Linked DNA regions of Homo sapiens: region 1 is linked to region 2. A link is an interaction called in ENCODE POLR2A ChIA-PET data of the cell type or tissue named here. Cell type or tissue: MCF 10A. All regions are shown on one strand. Links, peaks and the distances in the headings refer to the core of each region. The heading gives the core; the rest is flanking DNA.

Region 1 (6,965 bases), core at 2,252-4,751, 360 kb after region 2:
TTTCTCTATAGTAACCACATTTTCCACCTGTGCTAAACCTATCTCTTTTCTGCAATGTACTTGTTTTATTAATCTTATAACACACAAATAATATTCATTCTGAATTGCCAACCCATAAAATCTTGGAAAATGAACTCACTAGCCACAGTTCACATTTGTGTATAGTTCTTTTTCTTCAGCATGATAATATGAAGTCCAAATATTATGTTCAAGAATATTTCTCACTAATTAAATATGGCCACTTTATTGATTATAATTTTACTTACATATATTTGCTTTTTTTGTATTCTATTTTTAGTAGTTTATTATCTTTGCTATGTGGGTGTTTGTGTTTGTAGCAAAACTTCCATGTTCCTAAAGTCAAAATTATTTTTAAAATGTGTTTTTTAATAGTTAAAATAATCAATCCTCTCTACTTCCTATCTCCTCCCAGTTCGACTCTATTCCTACCCTCTCTTCCCATGTAACCCATCTCACCGGTTCGTTATCATCCGTAAGTTTCCTTTTACACAAAATACAGATAAATGTATGTTTACTTACACTTCGTTTTTGCTCACTTGAATGGTAGCATATTATTGATACTCTTTTACAAACTTATTATTTGTTTTGTTTTACTTAATGTGTTTATAAATCACTCCAGTTCACACAACCCTTTAAGTCTTACTTGGTTTTTCATTTCTTTCTTTGACTAAAGCTGCAGAGTATTTTAAACTTCTTAATTTAAGAAATAATTTTTCCATATATTCTCTTTGTTGAGTAAACAATTATACCTTCTGCAAACAGTGAACCTTTTTTGTTTCTTCCTATCAAATCTATATTTTATCTTTTTCTTACCATTTATAGCCTACAGCAAAAGATTGCATCTAAACAGGGAATGAGGGCACATTTGTCATGTTCTGAAGAATTGATTACTTTGCATGAATAGTAAATTTGAGGCATGGTGTTTGTAACAAGGATGGAAGTGTTCCTAGATGTCTACAGCAGGTCACAGTGATGGAAGAAAAAATACATTCCAGTTCTGGGTGCCTGGTGGCCTTTTTTTAATTATTCTTTATCATACTCTCTTCTGGCTTGTACCTTATGTTCCACCAAAACTACTCTTGCTAAAGTAACTGATGAACATGTTTCATTCACCCTACTTTACCAGTAAGGAGCATAAGTAGTTTCATGACACCACACTCCCCTGGTTTTCTTCCTATAAATTTGGCTGCTCCTTCTGTTTTGCAGTTCTTTCTCTTTGGCCTGACTTCTAGACATGGGAGCTCCCTATGTATCAGTTATGGACCCTCTTCTATACTGACTCTCCACCATCTTCCTAATGATCTCATCAACTTCAATGGCTTTATACATATTTTACTTGTGTGTGCCACTCAAATGCATAAGTCAAGCCCAGTCCTTATCTCTGACTTCTAAACTTCTATATCCAACTTTCTTCCTTATAATTAAATTCAGGTATTTGACTGGCAACTTTAAATTTATTATTTTAACATTTACCACATTTATATTAGTTATAAATCTAACTAATTTAAACCTATTTCCAAACCACCCCATCTTCCATATTTGACTTTTCTCCAATTTTTCTATATTAATAAATGATAAATCTACCTGCCTTGTTAGCCATACATCTGGCTATATTTTCCCCCCACCCCATATTCAATACTTTCTAATTCAAATCTGTCAGTCTTCTATCCTTTCCACCCTTCTTATTAAAGCTACCATCATGTCTTGCCAACTGTATAATACATCCCCTAGACTGTATCCATGAGTTCTCTCTTATCAACCTCCAAGTATTCTTGCATAGATGATCTTAAACAAACAGCAACAAAAATAACACAATGGCTCTTCTTAAAATTGTTTGTTTTCCATGAATATCCCCCTTTTCGAAAACTCCAGGGGACCTACCTAGCACCCTATGAATGTTTGTTGTCTGACTACCAATCTTGTTTTATGTGCTAAGTTCTTCCTTATTAAACGTTGGTTCTTTTCAAAATGTCTATGTCCTCTTTCCTCAATGTTTTCAATTACAAGAATTTCTTCTTCTCTGTCCACACACTTGGGAGTGTGTGTGTGTGTATTTATACACATTTAAGCATATGTTTCATTCCATTTTAATAAATATGAAGCCCAATTATTTTTAAGCATCCATTCTGTGATTATGAAACTGCCTTTGCATAAATTAAAACCATGCAAAAACTAAGGCAGTCAGGGAGATCTGATCTAGCCAGCCCTCATCTTGCCTTTAGCCTTCAAGCTGTCCTTAATTATTGCTGGGATTGGGCCAAGCGAACTTTGAGAGACATTTAGTTTATAGTTTAAATGATGATAGCCCTTCCCTAATATTCGACCACCTTTGTAAATTTAATGAAAGGCCACCAGTGTAGGAGAATGAAAGGAGCCTGAATTCTGCTAAGGTGTAGATGTAAAGGATTGACAGTGATCATTCCAGAGGTCACCAGATATGCAACTTCCTCAATTACTCCTGCAGATAACATCACTATTATAGAACCTAAGAGTGGCCTTTTAAGATATATTTTCAGGGTTTTTGCATGTCTGATAACCAGTGGCTCCACCTGACCCACTCACCAATGGTTCCATGTAGACCCACCAACTTCTCCTCTTGCCTAATCAAGAAAAAGTTCAGCAGCATGAGAACCATTTCCACATCCCTATGATTGCAACCCCAACCAATCAGCAGCAAGCACCCATTGCCTAGCAAGCTCCACCACTTCCCTCAAACTGTCTTTGAAAAACTCTAGCCCCCAAATTCTCAGGCTGATTTGAGTAATAATAACACTCTGGTCTTCCATTTAGCTGGCTCTGCATGAATTAAACTCTTTCTGTATTGCAATTTCCCTGTTTCGATACATCAGATCTATCTGGGCAGCAGGCAAGAAGAACCTATTGGGCAGTTACACTGAGAATATTTCCTAATTTATTAATACTTAACTTTTTATATATGAACATTTGATATGGTTTGGCTGTGTCCCCACCCAAATCTTATCTTGAATTGTAGCCCCCATATTCCCCATGTGTTGTGGGAGGAAGCTGGTGGGAGGTAATTGAATCATGGAGTCGGGTGTTTCCTGTGCTGTTCTCATAATAGTGAGTTCTCAGAAGATTTGATAGTTTTATAAGGGGCTTTCCCCTTCACTCAGCTCTCCTTCTCTCTCCTGCTGCACTGTGAAGAGGTGCCTTCCACTATGATTGTAGGTTTCCTGAGGCCTCCCTAGCCATGTGGAACTGTGAGTCAAATAAACCTCTTTTCTTTATACATTACACAGTCTTGGGCAGTTCTTTACAGCAGTGTGAGAAGGGACTAATACAGTGAATTGGTACCACACAACGTGGGGTGATACTCTAAAGATACATGAAAATGTGGAAACAACTTTGAAACTAGGTAATAGGTCAAGGTCGGAACAGTTTGGAGGGATCAGAAAAGGACAAAAAAAAATTGGAAAAGTTTGGAATTTCCTAGAGAGTTGCAGGGCTCAGAAGATGTGGGAAAGTTTGGAACTTCCTGGAGACTTATTGAATGGTTTGACCAAAATGGTGACAGTGACATGGACAAAGAAGTCTAGGCTGAGGTGGCCTCAGATGGAGATGAGAAACTTCTTGAGTACTGGAGCAAAAGTGACTCTTGCTATGCTTTAGCATAGAGACTGGTGGCATTTTGACCCTGCCCTAGAGATCTTTGAAACTTCAAATTTGAGAGAGATGATTTAGGGTATCTGGTAGAAGAAATTTCTAAGTAGCAAAGTGGAAGAGAAAGCAGAGCATAAAAGTTTGGAAGTTTTGCAGCCTGACAGTGTGATAGAAAAGAAAAAACCCATTTTCTCAGAAGAAATTCAAGAAGGCTGTAGAAATTTGCCTAAATAATGAGGAGTCAAATGTTAATCACTGAGAAAATGGGGACAATGTCTCCAGGCTATGTCAGAGGTCTTCACAGTAGCCCCTCCTATCACAGGCCCAGAGGCCTAGGAGAGAAAAATGGTTTTGTTTGCCAGGCCCAGGGCCTCACTCCTCTGTCCTCTCCTGGGGACATAGTGCCCTGTGTCCCAGCCATGGCTAAAAGGGGCCAACAGCTCAGGCTGTTGCTTCAGAGGGTGCAAGCCCCAAACCTTGACAGCTTACATATGGTGTTCGGCCAGTAAGTGCACAGAAGTAAAGAATTGAGGTTTGAGAACCTCCACCTAGATTTCAGAGGACGTATGGAAATTCCTGGATATACAGGCAGAAGTTTGCAGTAGGAGTGGAGCCCTCATGGAGAATCTCCACTAGGGCAGGGCAGAAGAGAATTTTGGGGCTGGTCAGAGCCCCCACACAGAGCCCCCACTGGGACACTGGCTAGTGGGAATCTGTGAGAAGAGGACCTCCATCCTCCAGACCACAGAATGGTAGATCCACTGACAGCTTGCACCATGTGCCTAGAAAAGCCACAGGCCCTCAATGCCAGCCCATGAAAGCAGCCAGGAGGGGGGCTGCACCCTGTATAACCACTGAGGCAGAGCTGCCCAAGGCCATGGGAGACCATCTCTTGAATCAGTTTGACCTGGATGTGAGATACGGAGTCAAAGGAGTTCATTTTGGAACTTTAAGTTTTAATGACTGCCTTATTGGATTTCGGACTTGCCTGGGGCCTGTGGCCTCTTTGTTTTGGCCAATTTCTCCCATTTGGAATGGCTGTAGTTACCCATGCCTGTACCTCCATTGTGTCTAGGAAATAACTAACTTTCTATTGATTTTACAGGCTCCTCGGTGGAAGGGACTTGCCTTGTCTCAGATGAGACTTTGGATTTGGACTTTCAAGTTAATGTTGGAATGAGTCAAGAATTTGAGGGACTGTTGGAAGGGTATGATTGTGTATTGAATTATGAAGACATGAGATTTGGGAAGGAGCAGGGGCAGAATGGTATGGTTTGGCTGTGTCCCCACCCAAATCTCATCTTGAATTGTGGCCCCTATATTCCCCAAGTGCCAAGGAGGGAACCTGGTGAGAGGTAATTGAATCATGGGGGTGGGTTTTTCTTGTGCTGTTCTCATGATAGTGACTGAGTTCTCATGAGATCTGATGGTTTTATAAGTGGCTTCCCCCACTGCTTGGTTCTCATTCCTCCTTCTGCTTCCCTGTAAAGAGGTACCATGATTGTAAATTTTCTGGGTCCTCCTCAGCCATGCAGAACTGTGAGTCAATTAAACCTCTTTTCTTTATAATTACCCAGTCTTGGGCAGTTCTTTATAGGAGTGTGGAACTGGCTAATTAACACCATTAGATCATAGAATGAATAGCATTGTCTTTCCCTTTAATGACATATTTAAAACCTGTGGTTTGGAAGAGAGACATTATCAGTAAGAGATTTAATCAATTTCCCATGCAATGACCACTACTATTAAAAGCTCTCTTCTAATTTTTCTATCTAAAATCCCCTACACAGCAAGAGTAGCAGCATCAGCCACTCCTCAAAGAAGGTATTTTCTTGCCTGATTTAAGTTGTTCTGCTCCTGTTGGTCATCACTGGAGTAAGACACATTCGTAAATATCTAAGTTGCCTCACATGCACATGATTCACATATTTTTAATTAAACTTGTTTTACCTTGAGATAATTGTAGATATATTTTCTATTATAAGATCATGCAGAGACCACCTGCACATAATATAAATCTCTAATGCAGTATCATAACCACGATATTGATGATGGTATAGTCAAGATACAGATTAATTAGTTCCTAACACCATAGCGTTTTCATAATGCCCTCTTATCTACATTCACCTCTCTTCCCTACTTCTCTGTATTTCCAAACAAAATATTGGCACATGGTCTGACAATAAATTAATGTCTCTGTGGGGTTAACACATTTATATCAGCATTCTTGTATAATGTAAGTTGTTTTTATCTATACTGTGCGTTGTGATTTGCAATATATCTTGTGAATGAATACTATTAACTAAGCACTTTCTCTGTCACCAGTCAGCACCCTGTAAAAATGCACCAATCAGCACTCTGTGTCTAGCTAAAGATTGTAAACGCACCAATCAGCACTCTGTAAAATGGACCAATCAGCAGTCTGTAAAATGGACTAATCAGCGCTCTGTAAAATGGACCAATCAGCAGGATGTGGGCAGGGCCAAATAAGGGAATAAAAGCTAGCCACCTGAGCCAACAGCGGCAAACCACTAGGGTCCTCTTCCACTCTGTGGAAGCTTTGTTCTTTCACTCTTCACAATAAATCTTGCTGCTGCTCGCTCTTTGGGTCCACACTAGCTTTATGAGCTGTAACACTTACCACGAGGGTCTGCTGCTTCATTCCTGAGGTCAGTGAGACCATGAACCCACCAGAAGGAATAAACAACTCTGGATGCACTGCCTTTAAGAGCTGTAACACTCACTGCAGAGGTCTGCAGCTTCACTCCCTAAGTCAGCGAGACCATGAACCCACTGGGAGGAACAAACAACTCCAGACGCACTGCCTTTAAGCGCTGTAGCACTCACTGCAAAGGTCTGTGGCTTCACTCCTTAAGTCAGTGAGACCATGAACCCACTGGGAGAAACAAACAACTCCAGACACGCCACCTCTAAGACCTGTAACACTCACTGTGAAGTTCTGTGGCTTCACTCCTTAAGTCAGCGAGACCACGAACCCACCAGAAGGAAGAAACTCCAGACACATCTGAACATCTGAAGAAACAAATTCTGGACACACCATTTTTAAGAGCTGTAACACTCACCGCGAGGGTCCGCAGGTTCATTCTGGAAGTCAGCGAGACCAAGAACCCACCAGAAGGAATAAATTCCGGACACACCTACAGCTGAAATCAATAGCAGATCTGTACAGCTACAGACTCCATGCTCTCTACATAAATAAAATGACCACCACTCGGGTGCCTGTAGTCCCAGCTACTTGGGAGGCTGAGGCAGGAGAATGGCATGAATCCGGAAAGGTGGAGCTTGCAGTGAGCCGATATCAT
Region 2 (6,965 bases), core at 3,031-5,530:
CCAAGGGTTAACCTATCCTTCAAGACTTTGAAGCCAGACATTGACTTCTCTTTTGCTATGGAAGTCTTAGATTGCATCTTCTTCCAGTATAAGGCTGTTTCATCTATATTAAAAATCTGTTGTTTAGTGCATCTGTCTTGATCAATTATATTAGCTAGGTATTCTGGATAACTTGCTGTAGCTTCTACATTAGCACTTGCTGCTTCACCTTGCACTCTTATGTTAGCAGAGGCAGTTTTTTGTTTTTCCCCCTAAAGCTTCATGAACCAACTTCCACTAGCTTTAAATTTTCCTCTGCAGCTTCCTCACCTCTCTCAGCCTTCAGAGAATGGCAGAGAGTTAGGGTCTTTTTCTGTATTAGTCTTTAGCTAAAGATAGTGCTGGGGCTGATTTAATCTATCCAGACCACTAAAACTTTCTCTATACAGTAATAAGGCCATTTCACTTTCTTATCACTCTTGGGTTCACTGAAGTAGCACTTATACTTTCCTTCAAGAACTTTTCCTTTGCATTGAAGACTTGGCTCACTTTTTGTCACAAGAGGTCTAGCTCGTGGCCTATCTTGGCGTTCTACATGTCTTTCTGACTAATCTTAATTATTTCTAATTTTTTATTTAGAGTTAGAGATATGCAACTCTTTCTGTCCCTTGAGCATTTAGAGGCCATTGTAGGGTTATTAACTGTCCTCATTCCAATACTGCTGTGTCTTTAGGAATAAAATAGGTGGCCTGTGAAGAAGTAGAGAGGGAAGTAGAGAGGTGGGGCAATGATCATTCTCTGAAGCAGTCAGAACACATACAGCAGTTATCAATTAAGCTTGTCATCCTATATGGGCATGGATATGGCATGCAGAACAACTGCAATAGTAATGTCAAAGAGCACTAATTACAAATCAGTATAGCAGATGTAATAATAACAAAAACGTTGGAAATATTGCTCAGATTACCAAAATGTGTAATAGAAACACAAAGTAAACATATTAACACAAAGTAAACACGTTAGAAAAATGGCACTGATAGACTTGCTGGAAGCAGGGTTGCCACAGATCTTCAACCGGTAAATAATTCAAAATATGTGAAGTGCAATAAAGCAAAGTGAAATGAAAGGAGGTATGCCTGTACATTTTGCTACACACATTTAAAACAAACTTTATTTATTTATTTATTTGTGACAGAGTCTTGTTCTGTCGCCCAAGCTGGAGTGCAGGGGCGTGATCTCAGCTCACTGCAACCTCTGTCTCTTGGGTTCACATGATTCTCCTGACTCCGCCTCCCTAGTAGCTGGGATTACAGGTGCACAACACATCCGCCCAGCTAATTTTTATATTTTTAGTAGAGACGGGGTTTCATTACATTGGACAGGCTGGTCTGGAACTCCTGACCTCAAGGGATCCACCTGCCTCGGCTTCCCAAAGTGCTGGGATTACAGGTGTGAGCCACTGCGCCCAGTGTCCTATTAATTTCTAAGGAATTCGAAGATATTTATTTGGATATAATTCATTGAAAGAGTCTTTCTTTAGAATGAAGTGTGAATCTTACATTGTCCAGGTTCTTCAATACTCATCTTTGGAAACCTCGCTGTGCTTTTGTTAGGTCAGTCTGTGTCATCGTCTGAATCTTTGTGCTTCCCCCAAATTTATATGTTTAAACCTAATTCCCAATATGATGGTGTTAGGAGGTTGGGCCTTTAGAGGTATTTAGGTTAGGAGGCAGAGCTCTCCTGATAAGAACTATCCTTCTATTTAAACATATATATGCTTACAGATACATGTATATGTATACATGTGTGTATATATATATATACACACACACAATATTTTTCTCATTTAATTTTTACAAAAGTTAATGAGGTTGGTTTTATTACTTGCATTTTACAATAAGATTAATTGTACTAAATATCATTTGTTTTGCTGATTACGTTAACACTAACCTTGGTCAGAGGGGGATTCACTTCTGTCCCTTAAGTGAAGGTGTCCTGGACATTGGATTCAGCAGTGTGTGGTGCTGTGGCTGTTCATCCCGGGAAGAATGAAAGAGATTTAGTTGTTCCCTTTGGAATTTTTGAGTTTAGCTCTTAATTTCCTGTTTCAGGCAGCTTCAAACTCTGGCAAGTGCCTGGACAGGAAGACTAGCCATGTGCTTGTGGCAGAATCCCTCCCTCTGTGGGGCCTTTGCTTGCCAAGCACTATGAGACTGCAGAAAACTTCATCTTTTAGCTTCTAACCAAACACTTCACCCACAGCCTAAAATAAGGGTTGTGTTTTGGGCAAAGGAAAATATGATTATGAGTTTGGCCTCGTGGTTTCCATGTTCAAATGGCAGCTAGCTCCGAGTGATTACCACAAGCTCTACTGGTTTCTCTCCCTTTCAAGTGGAGTCTGTCTGGGCGCACCAGATCAGCTCATGACTAGATTCTGCAGTACTCCTAGGAACAAAATACCTGGTGATTGCCAGCTCACCTAGAAAGAAACCTTCCTTCTCTGGAATTCTTGCTCATCTTGTCTTTATTGTTTCCTTGACTCTTACATGTTTTTACACATCTGATTTTTAAAATTTAGTTTTTACGGTTGCTGAAACAGAGTGTTGCTCAACATTTAAACCAAATATTTTGATCTGTGATTATTTCCTTTTTTTTATAAGCTCCACGACATATTAATTTACCCAGCGTCTGGAAGGCCATAAAATTCCTTTCTGCTGCATACTTATTTTTCTATATTTATGGATGAAAGCATCCCACTTTTAAATTCTGTCTTTCCTTCATTCTCCCAATCCTATAATCTTCTTTTTTTCATTTTCTCCTTTTTCTGGCCTTGACTACATTTATATCACATCAACTGTTCTCCAGACTATACTCCAAAGAGAAAAATTGTGTTGTGCTCCTTCACCTATAAACTGTATCAATGTTCCTAAATCTAGGTCCTCGAAACACTTTGAAAAATCAAAAGCAACGTTTCGTTTTGTGGGTTTGTGAAGCTTCAAGTGCATCTTATCCCATGACTTCTCGTTTCATTTTAATTGCCAGTTTTCTTGTTTCTTCCTACCTTTTTCCTGTCTACCAACAATAAAATTTCACTTTTCCTCAGATATCTATCCTAACTATGTAACTGCTATTTGCAGAGAATATTGTTTTCAAGTATCCTCTCAAGTTTTTGTATGCACATGTAACCACTTACATTTTTCTTCTGTTTCTCACCTTTCAGTAAAATAATATCCTCTTTCTATCTAAGCCTAGTCTTTTCCTTTATTTCATGAATCAGAATTTCACCTGTTCCCTCAGAGACCTAACTGCATGTATTTTATTGCTTCTACCAAGAGTAATTTTCATTTCTGGATCTTTATTTTCAGTTTATAAGCATTCACAGCTCCTTGCAGTGAAAAAAAAATTATCACCTCAGCATATGTGGGTGTATATGCACTCTGTTAATTTTTTTCTAAGTGAATAATGGGGAAAATAGGCTAATAGGTTTGATATATAAATAATTATTATCACAAAAACACAGGAAGGAGAAATTAAAAAATATATATATTTTGTAAGTCTAACAAAATAAAAGTATGTTGAAATGATAATGTATTAGTATCTACTGGCCCTCATAGCTTGTCAGAAGTATCTGTTTTCAGAGCAGTATATGTAATAGGATTCCATAAATGAGAATGTATTTCAGGAAAGATATATACAAATTGTTAGCAGTGTTTAAGTTTGAGAATAGAATTCATAATAATTTCTAATTTGTATTTTCTATATGTCTAAAGCAAACATTAATTTTTTTAATTTTTGTAAGTAATAAAAAATGTATCATAACATCATGTTGTATACCTTAAATATACACAATAAAACTTATTTTAAAATATATACACCCCAAAAAGAAAAAAATACAAGGAATCTTTACTGAAATCCATGTCCTTCTTAAATATAATTTGATTTTTATCTTTTTATTCTTAAATTGCTTATTCAACATTTATACCTCAAATCAAAACCTATTTCCACATCTACCACTTCTAATAAAATTATTTCTACTCATGTTGAACATTATCTTTCAGGACATTCCTGTACTAAATGACCCTCTTTTTTAAAAAAAAACTTTGGTACATCATTCTATCCTTTTCATACCATTGATCCTTCTATCCCTGTTTTGTTTGTTTTTCTGTAATCATTTTTCCTTCCCTTTGCTTTTTTTGAATATCTTCCAGTTGTCTCCCTTAACCCTCCCATGTGCGAGGAATCCTCCCCCTGCCCCACCCAACATTATCTTTCTTTTCCCATGATATATGCTCTTAGAGAGGCGGTTGCTGGCTGCACACTATGTTCTCCTGGAAAAAGAAGCTCTCACAGTCCCTGAACTTGTGAGTCTCCCTACCCTGCTGTTCTGTGTGCCTCGGGTCATGGAAGCAATGACTCACACATTCTGCATGGCCGCCAAGGCCTCCTTGATACCAGATGGACCAAACCTGTACCTTCCGGTATATCCCTTTTATGGGAAGTGGTTGGCCTCCCCTCAGTTTAGTATTTTGTCAGATTCCATGGTGTTGAAGGAGTAAGCTTTTGCCACACCTCATGGCTACCTGGGGAGTTTCTTGAGATTACTTGAATGAGTTCTTACACTTTGTGGATCGTATTGAACCCATGAATGTGATAGAACTCAGTGCAGAGTGGCTGCTTTTCATTCCTTCTGCTTTTCATCCCATAAATGAGAATTTTCTGATCAAAGACCAGACCCAAATGACACAATTGGCCAAACCTCAGGCAGCTGTCAGCGCTAGACGCCCTGGCTAACAATTAGCCCCACCTGAACATTTTTACAGATTCTCGAGCCACTGAATAAAAGTTACCTCCATTAAGGAGAAGAATTCTGGCAATCTCCTGCCTTATAGAAACCCAAAATATAAATCAATATAACAAACATCTCTACATAGGCTACATATACTAAAGCCAAAATACGAGATCTCACCAAAACACATTTGTCTATTTCAGAGTTCTAAATATTATTGATGTGACCAAGGCACTCATTTCACTTATCGAAAGACACAATGCTGAGATCTTAATCAGGCATTCAGTGGGAACTTTCACCTTCCTTACTCGCCTCAGGATGCAGGCATCATAGAGCATCGTATTGGCTGATTTAAACATATCCAAATTCAATTAAATGCAACATGGCATGTTACAGTCAGCAGTCAAAAAGCAAGGATGAAGCATAATAAAGAATCTGTAACCATGTTTTCATAGTTGACTGCTATCAGTTTTTAATTTTGCACCACCTTCTTTTCCTTGTTCCCCACACATGCACAAGCTGATGAGAAAGTCTAGGTTCTCCGTCCTTTGCTGCTGATGAAAGAATCACATCATCTAAGCCCCTGCCCATGCAGAGGAGCTCTTACCCCCAGTCGCACCCCTATTCATAAAATAATCTTAAGCCATTCTTCCTTCTTTGCAGTTTCAAGACATTTTGAGAGACCTTCGTGTTCCTTCAGACTCAATTATATTTGCAGAAAACCTTTTCCTATCCTCCTGGTGTGAGCATGTAGCAACATCAGTCACAACATCTGAACTGAATTTTCGATGTAGGAGTATCCATCCTGCCTTTTCAGGCTGGGCAGAACAGAATATTAACAGAATGCTGTGTATATTAGATAAGTAAAATATGTGAAGCACTTAGGACAATGTCTGGCCTACAGTGAATGTTCACCCTACCATGTAAGTTATTTTATTAGTAAATGCCATGCACCACTCCTCTCCCTCCCAGTGTTTTGACATCTGAAACATTATATTAAGGTAAATATGGTTTCTGTCAAGAGGTATAAGCATTTAAAAAATGATTTCCCAACTTTGGAAGCAGTAAATCACTCCTGGGAGAATATTAAGATATAAGATTGGAGCTACAGTAGCAGCAGTAAAACACAGTCACGTATCTTTTATATAGTATCCTAACACCATTTGAAAAGCATTAACGTAAATTATGTACATATGCAGCTTTGTGGCCCAGTATGTACAGCTCAGCCTTTTAATTCCAGTTTTTCAGCTTCTGCCATTCCAAATTTCTGACCTAAGTCCTGACCATCAGATACATGATAGGAACTGGTACAGATATTGACCTCAGAGCAATTATTCTTTTAGGCATAAAGCAAATAAGGTAGAGAATTTCTAGTTCTACTTACTGTGAGAATTTCCCTGCTCTAGTATTCTTTAGTGCCAGTGCTTGGTAAGGCTGTAATGACAGAGAAGCTTACTTTGACACCGTGCTGACATATCCAGCTGAATTACCTGTAAACTGACTCAATATGCTTTTTTCTCTCTTTTTTTTTTCTGAAGCGATCAGATGAAGCAGATAATTTAGATTGGTTTGCTCAAGATTCCCTCTAACTGTCTTCCAGTATACTAGGATTCTAGATATGATTTATATTCTGTTAAGCAGTTTCACTGGTACATGACTTGAATTTGCAATTGAGTCATGGAGACAATGAGGAAGGCAAAATGCATCAGTTTTGCTGATATGAATCAGGTCATGGTGGATGTGACTCTGGGACCAGAAGCAGTGATGACATCTTCTTATCTCAACAGGCAGCTTTTATATTTCACAGTTTCTTACACAAAGTAGGCTCCTCTATTTGATAGCTTCATTCTGTAGTGTGGCAATGGAAGAGTTTCCTGAATATTTAATTTAGTATGTATTCCTGTCTCCCAGATCTCCTAATATTAGATTAATAACTTAATTTATAATAGCAATTATGTCTCCTTAAAATTAGCTAGAGTGAATTGTCTTTTCAGTACTGACAGATCTGCCTGACGGAGTCATTGTACAGTGCTGTTGCAAGCTACAGATACACAAGAAATAAAAAATCTGGGTTTTTTATTTCAGAGATGGATGATTTTGAAAACAGCCAGAATTTTGTTAACACTGGTATATGGCTACTGGTAGTCATTACCATGTGTTGATGTCTTAGGCACTTGGGTACTTACATTATCACTGTGGT

The links. Peaks named below come from ENCODE experiments on the same cell type or tissue, not always from the same donor. Only the 100,000 strongest peaks of a DNase experiment are listed, where the experiment ranks them.
Region 1: POLR2A ChIA-PET joins it to region 2 with 5 read pairs; 2 of 35 experiments call an interaction of 5 or more read pairs at or near these places.

The regions. Positions count from the first base shown.
Region 1 is chr13:85,453,545-85,460,509 of GRCh38, forward strand. All of the region lies in intron 1 of LINC00351 (long intergenic non-protein coding RNA 351), which reads left to right. Among named protein-coding and RNA genes, the nearest start is that of LINC00351, 93 kb to the left of the region's middle. In MCF 10A, for the core only: no CTCF peak of the experiment used is centred there; no DNase peak of the experiment used is centred there.
Region 2 is chr13:85,089,643-85,096,607 of GRCh38, forward strand. All of the region lies in intron 1 of LINC00375 (long intergenic non-protein coding RNA 375), which reads right to left. Among named protein-coding and RNA genes, the nearest start is that of LINC00375, 55 kb to the right of the region's middle. In MCF 10A, for the core only: no CTCF peak of the experiment used is centred there; a DNase peak (open chromatin) is centred at 4,369.